Linked DNA regions of Mus musculus: region 2 is linked to region 1. Evidence: chromatin loops called from intact Hi-C (ENCODE). Cell type or tissue: left cerebral cortex. All regions are shown on one strand.

What was found. A loop is a pair of places that touch in the nucleus more often than their neighbours do. Peaks named below come from ENCODE experiments on the same cell type or tissue, not always from the same donor. Only the 100,000 strongest peaks of a DNase experiment are listed, where the experiment ranks them.
Region 2: it touches region 1 in a loop (5-fold over the local background); 11 of 42 quality-filtered maps call a loop at or near these places.

What each region holds. Positions count from the first base shown.
Region 1 is chr3:33,040,047-33,048,046 of GRCm38, reverse strand. All of the region lies in intron 3 of Pex5l (peroxisomal biogenesis factor 5-like), which reads left to right. All of the region lies in intron 2 of 4930419G24Rik (RIKEN cDNA 4930419G24 gene), which reads right to left. Among named protein-coding and RNA genes, the nearest start is that of 4930419G24Rik, 19 kb to the right of the region's middle. In left cerebral cortex, a CTCF peak has its summit at 3,885 (motif pointing left); DNase peaks (open chromatin) are centred at 3,116, 3,846, 4,220 and 6,444; H3K27ac peaks cover 27 bases.
Region 2 is chr3:33,784,577-33,792,576 of GRCm38, reverse strand. No RefSeq gene overlaps it. Among named protein-coding and RNA genes, the nearest start is that of Ttc14, 12 kb to the left of the region's middle. In left cerebral cortex, a CTCF peak has its summit at 1,391; DNase peaks (open chromatin) are centred at 1,383 and 4,687.

The sequences.
Region 1 (8,000 bases):
GTGGGCATGGGGCTTTGGTTCAACTGTTACAGTGCCTTCCTGACTTGTATTCAGCCTTGGGTTCCATTGCCAGCACTATACCAACACAGTGTGGTGATTCCTGTCTATAATTCCAGCACTCAGGGAGGGAGGCAGGGGGGTCAGACATTTAACGTCAATTTCAGGGCAATCTGAGCTATATAAGACCCAGCCACAATGAGTTAATTTATTAGTTTATTGCTTCTATTACTGTTTTACTGATGTTCCTAGTTTCAAACATCAGTGTAGTTTCCTCTTTCAGTTAAAAACCTCATTTGAAGCGCTTGCTTTTCTAATACTGGATTTTTTGCTGGCATTGAAATTAGAGTTCTCAATAAAAGGAGAATTGTGCCTGGCTGCCTGACCTCTAGTCACTTAATCTAGGGCAAGCTTTCTGAAGAGCCAGCATCAACAGCATCAGCTATGGGATAGGTGACAGTACATGTGCACACAGGTCACACAGCAAGGGATCACAGTCATTTCTATGAGTGGCATTAGATATCCTGGAACAAGAGACTCAGGGTGTGCTGACAGGAAGAATACTCATGGGCCTGCATCACTGTCGCCTTAGAAACAACACATTGTATGTAATAAATGTCTGCCACCGGGAAACATTATATACCGTGCACACAAAAACCAATGTTTCATGCTGTCACTTGTATGTGGAACCTTTAAAACTCACTCTTACCACATATCTTTAATCCAAGCACCTGTGAATCAAAGCCAGATCTGACGAGTAAGTCCCAGGCCAGCCAGGGCTGCTAATGAGACCCTGTCTCAAAAAGAATTTGATGCTTACTTAGCAAGACCTACAGAGAGTTGGAAATAGTAGCCAAAAGTTACAAAATTTCATCTAGATAGAGGCATTGGCTTAAGAGAGCTATTGTGCACCTTAGTGACTATAGTCACTAGCAGTGCATTATGCTCTTCAAGTGGCTGAGAATAGCTTTTAAGTGCTCATTCCCAAATAAGTATCTGGCATGACACACTGGCATGATTAAGTTTTTAAAAGTCTATTCTTATAAATTTCATCAAAAACATGGTTTTTAAACGTTATGACTTTAAAGGAACTTTCGCCTTCATTTTTCAAATTGGAATATGAGAATCTAATCAAATGATACTGGAAACTATCCCTATGGCTTTTATAATGTCTTAACTGCATATGCTTGACTCCCATCCCTCAACATCATAAAGTAGAATCTGGCAGCATCAAACATTATTCTGTATCACTGTGTTTAAAATATTAAAGCAGACTTTTAAGCCAATTCCTTCCTAGTCAGAAAACTTATAGGGATCTGTATGAAATTCATGGACACACACAATCCAAAACAAAAAGCAGCCAATGTCACCACCATAGACCTTCACTGTTAACATGTCTCTAACTTCAAACACACACACACACACGCACACACACACACACACACACACACACACACAGGACTCAAGAATAATTTAAGTATATCAGAACATACAGCTTTAGGCATCTTGTCTTTTTTTATAGAATTTATAATTTGGGAAATGTCGTTCTTTTCCATTGTGTTCTATGGAAATATTATCTTATTTCTAAAGCTGATTGTCAGGACTGGAAGGTGACTTGGTCTATAAAGTGTTTGCTCTGCCAGTAGGAGGGTCTGAGTTCAATCCTCAGAGACCATATAACAAAGCTGGTGCAGTAAAATGTGAATGTAATCCCATTGCTGGAGAGGTGGAAGCAGACAACACACACACACACATACACACACGCACACACACACATGAACACACACATACATACACACACTGAAAATATTGAAAGTCAGGAAATATGAGCTGTCTGATCTATATCAACCACCAATCAACTCAATAACCTTTATCATTGACTGTACATTTGCAGGCCTCAGTTTCCACCTCCAGAACATTAATGAAGAGCTGGAGAAATGGCCTAGTGGGTAAAGCACTTGCCATACTTGTTTGAGGCCCCATGTTCAAGTCTCCAGTGGGAAGAGCAGACATGGTGGCACAGGCATTTACAATCCCAGCTCTTCTAGGGTGCGATGGGAGTCAGGGACAGGAGAGTCCCCAGAAGCTTGGAAGCCACCCATCCTGATGTCCTGTCTGCACTAGCACTCACACGGGAATGTATGCCAACTGCCCCAAGGGGTGTTCTTCGTTCATGGGCACACCTCATATACACAAAAGTGTAACTGAAAAAGATTAGAGAAAAGTGAAAAGTGTTGATCAAATATTCTCTGAGATGCCTGAAACCCTGTCACCTCTTGTGGACAAATAGATGTTAACTGACATCTTGGCCACATTTAGGGACATTTTACAATCTAGACAAGCTAGAGAAAAGTAACCTTTGTGTCTCTCTGCACATGTTTTTGTACTCATTCCTTTCTCAAGTATTATCAAAGGCTGTTCCTGGAACTAAAGGCAAGACAGAGCTCCCTTCCTGGAGAAGGGAGGCAAGCAGCAAGAAGGCAGGCAGATCTACAGAGATTTCAATAAATAGTTTCTTCTTCAAAATTCTCATCCGTGCAAGATGATGACATTTCCTCTCTCCCCATTCTATAACTCAGTTGAGACTCTGAAATGTTTGAATGAGTATAACTTGTTTATACAAAAATAAGCTGAAGAACACATAGGACAGGAAAGGCCCTAGACATCAATAGAGTCAGCAGGAAGCCGGCATCCAAGTCACTGGTCACCACAAACTGCAGTGCAGTTGATACCAGTGCAGCCCCAGGGTTTCAGTAGGTGGGCAGAGGCTGGCCTCCCAGAGCCAGGTGTATGATAGCAGCATTCTAGGAGGATAGCATTGGCAACCAGGGAGTTATCATGTGCATAGGAAGAGCTCTACTACAGGGCTGGGGTTGTGCTGAACTTGAAGCTTCAAGATGGAAGTTAGAAACTACCAACAAAGAAGCTTGGACTGGCAGCTGGTATCACACAGCAAAGACTAGAGAATGCATGCACTACATGTGACTTCGTAGTCCAGAGGTTTTTGATCTTGAGTGAGCTCAAAAATCACCCAAACATTTAAAGTCTCTGGTGCCCTAGGCTCATCCATCACGTCAGATCCAGCTGTCAACCACAAAGGTCCCCAGAAAAGCCAGTGTTCCCTGTCCTGGGACCTCGATTTGAGAACCAGAGACAGAGCAGATGGGCTCCCTGCGCTGAGCATATGGAGAACAAAACCTTGCTTTCAAAATGGGGACTTCTAAAGAAGATGACAGCTTCACGCCCGTATGTCAGCCCGCTCCCCACCCACCCTCCACCCACCCCCCACCCCCCGGGTGTTGTACTCGCATGAGGAGCAGGAAAGATGAGTAGGGACTGCAAGATGGTTCTGTACCAGCTACCAGGACAGGATGAAGAGGAAGGAGGGACATGTGGAGATGACAGCTTGGGAGCAGATGTCACACAGTCTCAGGGTCATCTGCAGGCTCAGTTGTGAGAGGCAGAGAAAGCAGGGACAGGACCTTAAACAGAATCTAGTCTTAATATCCACACATCGTTTCTCCAAACCAATGGCTGTTTCTGGCTAAGCACGTGCCTGCCATTTGTGTATGTTAAAAGGGGGCGTCCTATATCTTAAATACACTCTGCACCATGAGAGGTAACACCATGACAGTCCTAGCTTTAGAGACTTCATGGTAATTTTACCAGGCACAACTTAATCGACTATAGAATATGTACAGTACAGAGCATGACCTATGTAAATGCAGAATCCGTTGTACCTTCGACAGCCTTCTTTTCTAAAGCAGACATACAGGGGAGAGTCAGAATCAACACTTGGCTTTTTCAAATTTCACTTTAAGGAGTTTTCCATCTGGAATGTTCCATCCTTGAAACTGGCCCAGAACTGACTTTCATCTGCTGCCCCCTGCTGCCAACAAGAAAAGCAGCCTGATTTTAAGATTTGGAAAGCTGAGCTACTCAAAAAAAAAAAAAAAAAAAAAATCGTGGTTTCTAATCATGTCATTTAGGATTATCCCTTGTTTCAAGTAATCCTTGACATTACCCTTCTCCATTAAAAGATTATGCAGGCTTACTGGGATAAATGGGTTACAGCCATCACAGCTTGGGCCCTGTTGGTGTAGTCTGCTTCCCTCTTGCATGAGAATGTAACAGACATAGAAAAGAAGGCTGTCCTCATAGTTGGCGTCTTATTTGGACACACTAATGGCATGGACAACTGTTGGCTGAGCTCACTTGTAAGATTAGGGCAAGTCAGTGGAAGGAACAGAACCAAGAGGCTTGGCGTCGGCTGGGTTATCTTAACCGAGTGAGTTTGCTTCTAACTACCTTAGATGCAAACTGGCTCTTATGCTCTGGTGTGGCTGTTTTCCCCACATGATAAGATGGGAAGAGTATAAGCTGCTTTAGCCCTTTGCCTTCCGTCTGTTTCTGTTATATCTAAGGGGATAGGTGGACTCTTTGGAGAATCGCTGAGTTTTAGAACTACCACAGGATATTTGAGAATGAAGAAATGTGCTTTAAATTTTATCTAGAGCCTGCTGGAGAGTTGAGTCTGTGACTTAAATGCAGCCATTTAAATGCCAGGTCTTTCTCTAGTCCTATTGATCTTAACATTTTTGAAAAGCAGCTCCTTATTGTTCAAGGCTCAAGAATCCCAGTGTGTGTCATGTGTCACTGTGGGTCCTGGTCTCAGCCACTCACTACCCACAGCATTTATAGATAGACCTTCCCCTTCCTAGACCAAGGAGTTTGAGACAGATGGTCAGAAAGGGAGTGGTGGGGCTAGAGAGATGGCTTAGTGTGTAAGGGCACTTGCGTAAGCATGAAGAAGACGTGTTTGAATGCCAATAATATCAAAAGCCAATCATGTCTGCACATGGGTGTACTCCCAGCATTGGGGGTTGGAAACAAGAGCCAGGAATTGGATATGGATACCCATCCTAGACAAATCAGTGAGCTAGTTCAGTGAGATACCCTGTCTCAAGGCAGTAAGGCACAGGGTGATAGAGGAAGTCACCCAGATCTTGCCCTGGCCTCTACATGGACATCCATGTGCATACAACATACAAAGAAAATGGTGTAAGTGCTGCTAGCACAGTCTGAAATCTTTGTGAATGGCTCCTCTTCTTATACCTTTAATTTAATTAAGCAAATATTATTGAGTATCTCTTTGTGATAAAGTAGGCTTTCGAAACATGGGAATATGTAAGTGCATGAAAGCCCAGGCTCCTCTAAGTACTTCTAGTTTGACTTTACTGTATTACTACCAAAGGAGATAAAATTGTTATCTAAGAGGATACTGAAGCAGCCTAGGAACAAATGAACACCAGCAGATGATGGACACCTACAGATGGACAGAAAGGAAAACTCAAGAAGTCAGGTGCTCCTGAGCCACATGCTGTGACAGAAAGATGGCAGGAAAAAAGATGTGGCCACACTTTATTCCTTCCTTCCTTCCTCTCTCCTTCCCTTCTTTCCTTCCTTCCTCCTTCCCTTCCTTCCTTCCTTCCTTCCTTCCTTCCTTCCTTCCTTCCTTCCTTCCTTTTTCTAACTAATGTCTTTAGTTGAAGTATAAAATAATGGACCAAGAGAGAAAACAACCTTCAGCACAATCCCTCAAAAGCATCCCACTGGTGACACTCTCTTTAATAACTTTCCATATCTACATTGTATAATTCATTACATGAGTTATAAGAGATTTATCCACAGTATTAGAATCACTGAGTAATTGGAATGTTGACATGTTAACACCGTAATCAACCATTCTTGTTTGGAGGTTGGGTTTTATAGAGTTTGTTTGTTTCTTTCTTCCTTTGCTTGCTTTACTAAAAATCAAGATTATTTCCCTAAGTTTAAAAATAGTGAGCTTGAATCTGCCTCTTGGAAAATAATTCTCCTTTGCAATAGCTTGTTTATTATAGCAGTGATTCTAACGGACAAAAATTAAAACATAATCAGCAGCAGCATCCTCCTAGACAGGAAACAACTGAAAGCATGGCCTGGCAGCTGAGCAGTGGAGAAAGATAGCAAAATTAAGACATTTCTGTACAAACATAGGAGAAGCATGAGGTTCTCCTATTTAAGAGTAAAAAGCAAAGTGCAAGACACCATATATTACCTATTGTCGTTGAAAGGGTGGGAAGGCACAAACTCATATCACAGCTAGACTTGATTGCTTCCTGCATGACATTATGTCATACTTGGAAATATTTATGGAGTGTCTCTCTCTCGTCCCTTCCAAAATTCAAGCTCCTTGAGGATCGCTTCTGTGTGCCTTGTTTGCTCCCTGACCTGGCGCAGTGTTTACTGACTGGTTACTTAGAGCTCTGTAATCCGAAATGTTACAGGTCACAAACCCAACCACTGTTTGCAAATCTGTTTCAGGAGTTTCAGAGGGGGAGTCATAAAGAATGAACACGCTGGGGTATGGAGGAGGGATACTTATGTGGGTGTTTGCTGTGTACTGCTGAAACAACTTGATTCCAGTTCCCTCTCGCAGCCTTTACCTAAAACACTCTCTAAAATGCTCTCCTCCTTTTGAAATGATTGCTGGGCTCATATATGAAGAGAACACAGACTGCTGGAAGGAAACTAGACTTTAATGAGACAAAAAATAAAAACATCCTGTGAATCTAATCCAGCTGTGTAGGTATTTCTTGCCAAAGGTGTAGGAGTTGGAACAGAAGGGGCGGGGCCAGAATTTGAGTGTGGATGACTGTCTAGAGACCACAGAAGGCTCCAGGCTATCTCAGGAACTCCAGAGCCTACATTCCATTGTCATGCTCCAGGTGAGCTCCCTTTGATACTGCAGCCTCCATCCCTACCCCTGTACGTCATGAGGGTACTAATGGAGTGATGGTAATACTTGGTAGGATACAAAGTACTGGCATAATAGTGACAAAGATGAAAGGGAAAGATACGTTTAAACCCCACACGAACTCTATGCAGATAGTTGAGCCTATACACTTGGTATTTAAATAAAATGAACCAGCTGTGAATGCTGCTTACTTCAGGAAGACCTTCACTCTGGGAGCGTCCAAAACCTGCATTAAAATGGCGGGTGATGCTTTGTGCACTACACTCTGGTGTGATGCCACTGGACAGTGTAGAAAGAATTTTTCAAAAGGCCTAGGAGGCTGCAGAGATGTATAGTGGGAAAGAATGCTTGCCACATAAGGGAGAGATTACAGACACCACCAAAGTACACACAGACAGGCTGTAAAGACACACATCATGAAGGTTCCCACAGACATACACCACGGAGATTCTGCCTGGACCACAACCTTCGAGTCCTCTTGTCCATTCTGGTTCTCCTCTGGGTAGTAAGTTCTAAAGCAGGGAACTAGGGGTGGGACCTCCTTGTTCTTTCTGACGAGCATTTTGTCAAGTGAATCTCAAGGGAGCTAAGAAAAGCAAGCATTTCTAGAATTGAACTGTTTTAAGGAAGTTATTTCATTTGTAGGTTTTTTTTTTACTTTGAAATTAAGAAAAATGCATTCATTACAGAAACACAGTGTGCACATGTCCTAATCATGAGTCCTTTCTTAAGGCAGACCCACTGCCTACCCAGAAGCAGTCATTTGTATCTGCAGATGGGTTACTCAGAAGCAGCACACATTCATGTAGATGCTGGACTGGCAAATGAAATCTTCCATGAAGCCTGGAGCCCAAGTCCTATCGAGTGTGACTCAAGGGTGCCTGTGAAAGATCCCAGTAATGCTTGCTGAAATGGGACTCGAGGAGCTATTCTGCCTGCAGAAGGTTCTTACAAGCCTTACTAATGACTGGTTGTCGCTAGTTCATGATAGCTTTCAAGCGTGCAGAAAGAGGCAGCATGCTATAGCTGGGGGGCATTACTCAACTTCAGAGTTAAGCCAAGACCCCAAATCCCAGCCCTGCTCCTTTACTCCTGGACTGACAGTGTATTGCTGAAGGATCATAGGATTCTGATCGCTCTCCCACATGGCAGGTTGGGCAGTGTTCTATTTCCTTGCCCACTTTGCCTCATCTCTTCTACTGGT
Region 2 (8,000 bases), 740 kb before region 1:
GATCTTGGCAGGCTATGAGTGTGTTGGCAATGACACTGAGTTGGGTTTATTGTGGGTAGGGTATTTATGCTTCCAGGGAGGTGACCAGGGTCTTTGGGGTAAGATTTGTGTGAACTGTGTATCATTGACTATGGCAGGGCTGTTGGAAGATGCTTCATCTACATACTGAGGGACTGTAGGGTGTGTGTGTGTGTGTGTGTGTGTGTGTGTGTGTGTGTATGTGTGTGTGTGCATGTGCGCCCATGCACAAGGTCAAACAAGGAATGAGGCCTGATAACTGTCAGGGTAATAAATTCTTACTAGGGTTGATACTGGGGGAGCTGGCTTTATGGTGCTAGGTTGGGAGGGTGAGATAGCCAAATCCTGCTTTCCTCATATTTGAGGTATCTGAGGGTTGAAGCTTACTTGGCCTTTCCTTTGTAACCCTGGGCTATTACTGTTCCACCGGCATTAAGGAGAAATTAATAACCAAATGATAAAAACAACCTGAGGAAACTTAAATACGTATGAAGGAGTGAAAGAAGCAAATTTGAAAAGGCTACATACTGAATTATCCCAACTGATGTTAATCTCAAAAAAGAAAAACTACAGAGACAGTAAAGTTCTTTGGTTATCAGGACTTCTGTGGAAGGAAGAATAGACAAACTATAGAATATATATATATTTTTAAGGGCAATGAAATTGTCCCATAGGCTACTATGATGGTGTCATCTAATCTTTTGAGAGCTTGAAAAGGAAACAAGGCAGAGAAAAAAGGAATTTGTGTTTTTCCTTGCTTCAATGCTTGAACTGGGACATCTAATTTTATCTTCTTCTCCCCTCAGAGTAGAATTTAAATCAATGACTGCATATTCTCTAGCCTGTGGACTCTGACTAGCTTTCCTGGGTCTAGAGCTTGTAGATTTCATATTATAGGTTGTTCAATCCCTTTAACCTGTCATAGTTGTTTATCATGTGAGGCAGTTCTTCATTTTATATAGTATATATGAATAAGTGTGTGTATCTTATTCTGTTTCCCTGCTTCATTATATGTAAATGTTCAAAGATATGTCTGAATCTTTCTCCCAATAGTGGGTCATTTGACTTCATTGTCAAGAATAGGGTACAAGAGTTGAGAGTTTTGTTTGCTGCCATATAGGTTGTTGTGTAGTATCTGACACTCAATTCAAAGTTACCCTGGAGTGACTCAAGGAAGAGTGAGAAATACTAAGGAAAAAAAATTATTTAGTCACTTTGTTCATTATCAGCCTCAAACACTTATTGCCACTATTAGCAGAGTACCTCCAACTATAAGCCATGAGAAAAGGTTGACACAGCTTCATCCCAACAGTCCTTTTGAATGGATTCTAACAGTTTCAGGAAAGGAAATTTTGTTAGTTTAATCCACTTGAGGGTGCTATAAGATCACTATAGTATCAAACTGTGTTCATGTCCAAAATCACCTCACACAGCAACAAAGTCTATATTCAGTGGTAGGGATCTATGACTTATTTCAAGACAACTGTCTTTAACATTGTCTCTATCTTCTAGTGAGTGGCAAACATTTTGAAGATATTATTTTCATGAAAATAAGTTCATAATCTATTGATCTTTTGTCAATCATTGGTTACCTTGGGATTTTTGAAATTTTAGGGACATTTTTTCGTTTTTGTTTTTCCCTATAGTAATATTCACTGAATTTTGTTTTAATCAAGGCTAAATAACTCTGAACAGATCCAGAATATGCATAGCTTCAAGGAAAGGGGTCATTACATTGGAATATTTATATCATGACTTATAGATAATATATATAACACTCCTGGAGAGGCACAGTGTACAGCATTTCTGAAGATGTACAGTGCTTGGCCATATGAAGTGACTCTCTGTAGCCTTTTACAACATAATCCTTGTATGATATTTATGGTACTCTTGGAGATGTACAGTACTTGACTGTATGAAGTGACCACCTAAAGTTTCAGGCTCAGCCAGTATCTCTTCCATGTTTTTATTTGTTTATACAAAGGATTAGAAAAAAATGAAAGTACCTCAAAATACCTCTACCATAATTGTTGAGAGAAGTTGAAAGATATGTTCACTATTGATATGAATTAGGTTAGGTTAGTGTACTTTTTAAAATAAACTTGAGTGTGATTGTTCATAAACATATACACACATATAAATTCCCACATAGTAGATTCTTATGTTTATATTTTGTGGCAGTGTTTTAGAATACTATAACAGGGAACATGCGATGCTTTTAATAAGAGACATGAATAGTAAGATGATAAATAGAGTTCGTTGTCAGGACATTCTAGATTGCTTTGGTGAGCATTTTAAATTCAAATTATACATGTCTCTAGAATCAGAATAATTGATCATCTTTTAGTTACCAAATAGTAATTTTTGAATTTTATTGTTGGAAGCACCAAAAGAAAATGTCAGGAATTAAAAATACACTAGTTGTTTTATATATTGCTATTTTCAATGGAACCCACTGAAAGAGCCAGAAAAACAGGGAGAGGATTAACACTCCTTTAGATATGACCTTTGATTTTCTGTAGACACAGTTTCAAACTGTGAACTGCATCAGTCTATTCATTCAGCAAATATTTGTTTGGCATTAGGTACTATTTGAAATGTTAATGACATAATAATGAAAAAGACTCATCAATATTCCTGCCTTCATGCAGCTTATATTCTTGAGGGAGACATAATAAGCAACAAATATAAGCAAATTATGTAGTATATTGGTGATACATCCTATAGCAAATTAACTAAATCAAGGGCAAAAGTGTTGAAAGTGCAGAAGGACTGGTGTAGTCATCTCAATAGGAGAATTATAGAAGGTCTCATTGAGATGATATTCAAGTCAAGGCCATACAGGAGATGAGGCATTAGTCATCCATTTTACCTAAGGGAAAATGCAGAAGAAACACCAGGACAGAGGAACTAGAATAAGAAGAAGCATTTGATACACATGAGGAATGGAGGGATAAGGTATGGTAGGAACAGTAGGGTGTAGAGTTTTGTAGGTCACTATGCAAATGTGACTATCACTGTTAGTGGTTGGAGTAACCTTAAGATATTAAGCAGATAGTCATAATGACTTTTGTTATAAAAAGATTTGGGCTGGAATTGCCTACTTGTTCATAAGAGCTGGAAAAATTCTATAGGAGTGTAAATATATCTTATTTATAAAGAAATAAAACTTTAAAGTTTATGCTATTATAAAAAATGAGAATATGGCATTTAAATGTTTCCAAAATATTTAAGAGTTTGAAAGATTTTTACGATGAACTAGATACTTATCACAATGGGAATAACTTTAGCCTAGGAGTCCTAGCTATGTTTTGAGCAAATCACAGTTACGCATGCTTCTCTTGTCACTCAAACTCCAAGGTGCTTGTACTGGCTGGTTTTGTGTGTCAACTTGACACAAGCTGGAGTTATCACAGAGAAAGAGCATCAGTTGGGGAGATGCCTCCATGTGATCCAGCTGTAAGGCATTTTCTCAGTTAGTGATCAAGGGGGAAAGGCCCCTTGTGGGTGGGACCATCTCTGGGCTGGTAGTCTTGGGTTCTATAAGAGAGCAGGCTGAGCAAGCTAGGGGAAGCAAGCCAGTAAGGAACATCCCTCCATGGCCTCTGCATCAGCTCCTGCTTTCTGACCTGCTTGAGTTCCAGTCCTGACTTCCTTGGTGATGAACAGCAGTATGGAAGTGTAAGCCGAATAAACCCTTCCCCCCGCAACTGCTTCTTGGTCATGATGTTTGTGCAGGAATAGAAACCCTGACTAAGACAGTGCTGTATATGATGAACGTTGATGTTTAAACCTAAAATTCTGTACTCTATTAAGAAATGGACCTTGCAAGTCTTACATAATACCCTACCTCTCTCTTTAAGGTGCTGTACTTTTTTCTATGAAATCTTATAAAACTATTTTTCTACTGTATTATAGTACTAGCAAATGGGTTCCCACTGTGGCTGGTTTCAAGTGTGTGAGATTTTCTGGTTTCTTTAGGTGTAGTTTCAGAAATTACACAAGCCTCAGAAATTACAGGGAAGATTGGCTAGTTACTGTAAGGAAGTCTTAATGTGGCAGTTCTATAATACACATTAGGGCCCAGATCCTTAGTTTTAAATTCACGTAATTTTATACATCCTCAGCATAAAATTGAATTAAGTTTTGGCCAATAGTTTATACATACTTGATACAGACTAACCAAACTGACTGATCACCAGTCTAGATAGCACACACTAATGTAGTCATATGATTACTGTCAAAAAACAATTTTTAATTTCAATATATTCTCTCATGGAAAGACAACCTTAGAAGTTTGCTGCAAAAACAAAGGAATGAATGCAACTGGAAAAAGAAAAGCAAAAGCAAATGCTATCTGTCATGGTATGATAATGAAAACCTGCACCAGTTCAATGTTATATATGTATCCATTTCCTCTATGTGAGTATTCCTGCTAAGGCGATCAAATGCTCTGCTTACTCTGTCTCCATGTATATAGCACACACACACACACACACACACACACATACACACACACTCTTTATATAGCATATGTATATAACTGGTGATGTGCATATTTAAAACCTTCTTTCCAAGGTAGTTTTTAGTATTTTAGAATTTCTCGAGAATGGAAGCCCAGAATACAAAACAGATGTAAACATAACTGCCCTAGCTGAATCACACTGATGGGAAGAAAATTGAGAGTTCAACTCAGTAACACCCCTTTATTTTTTTTTCTTCCCTGGCCTTCTGTACTTTGAGTGGTAGCTGGAGAGGTTTATGAGCTTTAGGGAACTCCTTTGTCTTGTTAACAGATGATTTCTTCAGGCTGGCTTCTGTGTTATTGATTATGTCTCAGTGTAAGTTACAATCATATGCTGACCATTCTCTGTCTGCCCTTCGGTCATGCTGGAATTATACATTACAGGAACACTAGCCACACAGAAAATGCCGTTCTGTGTTCATTCGCCCTTATAAATTGTAATTCTTGTTCATTACGCTTTGATCTTGCCTAGCCTCACTTCCTTAGAAGGCAATATTGTTTCCAAGTTCAATCATGAAGCCCCTTATAGTCTGTCTGTCTGTCTGTCTTAACTCTTGGTGCTCTCACTCACTATCCAGATGCAGTCACATGGGTTTCCTATCAACTTTAAATGCTCTGTGTTTTTTGTATTGCATAGCTATTGTTGGTATATTTTCCAAAATGCTCTTTCACTATTTAACTGTATTTTCTTTTTGTCTCTGCACCTGAGCATAAAAAAATACTCCCTTTTTTCTTAACACTCCATTTATTTCCATCATAATACCCATGTGAATTATCTGTTCTCCCTACTAAAATGGCAATTCCCTGTGTCCTGTTCATGATTTTGTACTCAATAATTAGCTTAGTGCATATCTGGTACATATCATGTGTGAAATAAATGCTTGAATGAATATGTGTAATATTCACATGTATATGTTATATTTATAGTAAAGAAAGGGATATTTGTTGTTCTTAATATGACTGAGCAAGGCCCAGTTAACAGGTTCAATGACAGAGACCTAAAAATAAACTATTCTGGGCAGTAGTATCATCTCTTTGTTTGAAAAGAAGTTTGGCAAGCAAAGGGTCCCAATCGGAAATTAATAAACAGAAAGGCATTGTTCTGTGGAAGTGGTCTATATTATAGGTGGATTAAAAGTGCTTTTTAAGTCGGCATAGGGAGTGTGGTGACTGGGAGTTCCAGAGCCATGCAGTTTGATTTGTTTTTTAAACTTATTTTTAAAGAATTTTATTCTGTTCAACTAAGCTCAGTTATTTTGAACAATATAAAAGCATCTGCAACATCTGCCTTTTACTCTTATATTCTACCTAGGATATAAGATATCCTATTTCTGATTTTATATTTGGTTTCTGTACTTTTATCTTGTTTTAAGAATTTTTGAGGTCATTGTATATGTGAGTCTACGTAGTTACTATAAGCTGATAGGACAGATAGCTGCATATTTGCTGTGTTGAGGTCCATCAGAGGAACAGAACCAGGAGAATGTATACATGCACAGTTATAAGGTTATCTGAAGGAATTTGCTACTGTGAGTGTAAAGACTTTAAAGACAAAACAGTTAAGGTGGGTGGCAGGCTAGACCAATGAAGATGTATGCTGTACTCTAGACCTGCTGGAAGAATTTCCCTCCTGTTTAGAAAGTTGGTTTTGTATTATGTTCTGGCCTTCAACTGACTAGATGAGGCCAACACACACTGTGGAAGGAAATCTGCTTTTCTCAAAACCCACTGTTTAATGTTAATCTTGTCTGAAAACACCCTCACAGAAGTATCCAGAGTAGTTGATCACCTGTGTGGACCCTGTGGCAGCTGTGCCATGTGTGTTCTAGTTCAGAGTTTGCCCAAAGCTGTGTGCCTTATGCTGCTAAAATGCCTGAAGACTATGCTGTATGAAGAATGTCTGAGGAAAGAGGAATTGGCTAGAACTTCTGCTGTATTCAGTCTACTGGGGGCCACCCTTGTCCATACTCAATATCATGTGTAGAATCACACACCTTCTAACTTATAACAGAATTGCAATATTGTAAGGTTTTAGACTTTTGTTCTAAAATTGCATTAAGCATATTTGAAAATCATATCAACAAAATATCTAAGTTTTTAATGCTTTTATATTGATTCTTTCAAGATCTGGAATTAAAGAACATTCCTTATTTTTCATGATATTTTCTGAAAAGCCATCCCATGTTGAATAATCCCCATTATGTATATATTGACTCCAAACTTGGTTTGGTGAACTTGCCAGCATCACTACCATCACTCCTGTTTGGGTTAGCCTACAGTTTTGATGTTAACTATTTCATTCCCATCTGTGACCACATTTTTTCCCATTTTTTATTAGGTATTTAGCTCATTTACATTTCTAATGCTATACCAAAAGTCCCCCATACCCACCCACCCCCACTCCCCTACCCACCCACTCCCCCTATTTGGCCCTGGCGTTCCCCTGTACTGGGGCATATAAAGTTTGCTTGTCCAATGGGCCTCTCTTTCCAGTGATGGCCGACTAGGCCATCTTTTGATACATATGCAGCTAGAGTCAAGAGCTCCGGGGTACTGGTTAGTTCATAATGTTGTTCCACCTATAGGGTTGCAGATCCCTTTAGCTCCTTGGGTACTTTCTCTAGCTCCTCCATTGGGAGCCCTGTGATCCTTCCATTAGCTGACTGTGAGCATCCACTTCTGTGTTTGCTAGGCCCCGGTATAGTCTCACAAGAGACAGCTACATCTGGGTCCTTTCGATAAAATCTTGCTAGTGTATGCAATGGTGTCAGCGTTTGGATGCTGATTATGGGGTGGATCCCTGGATATGGCAGTCTCTACATGGTCCATCCTTTCATCTCAGATCCAAAGTTTGTCTCTGTAACTCCTTCCATGGGTGTTTTGTTCCCAATTCTAAGGAGGGGCATAGTGTCCACACTTCAGTCTTCATTCTTCTTGAGTTTCTTGTGTTTAGCGAATTGTATCTTATATCTTGGGTATCCTAGGTTTGGGGCTAATATCCACTTATCAGTGAGTACATATTGTGTGAGTTCCTTTGTGAATGTGTTACCTCACTCAGGATGATGCCCTCCAGGTCCATCCATTTGGCTCGGAAATTCATAAATTCATTCTTTTTAATAGCTGAGTAGTACTCCATTGTGTAGATGTACCACATTTTCTGTATCCATTCCTCTGTTGAGGGGCATCTGGGTTCTTTCCAGCTTCTGACTATTATAAATAAGGCTGCTATGAACATAGTGGAGCATGTGTCCTTCTTACCAGTTGGGGCATCTTCTGGATATATGCCCAGGAGAGGTATTGCTGGATCGTCCGGTAGTACTATGTCCAGTTTTCTGAGGAACCGCCAGACTGATTTCCAGAGTGGTTGTACAAGCCTGCAATCCCACCAACAATGGAGGAGTGTTCCTCTTTCTCCACATCCTCGCCAGCATCTGCTGTCACCTGAATTTTTGATCTT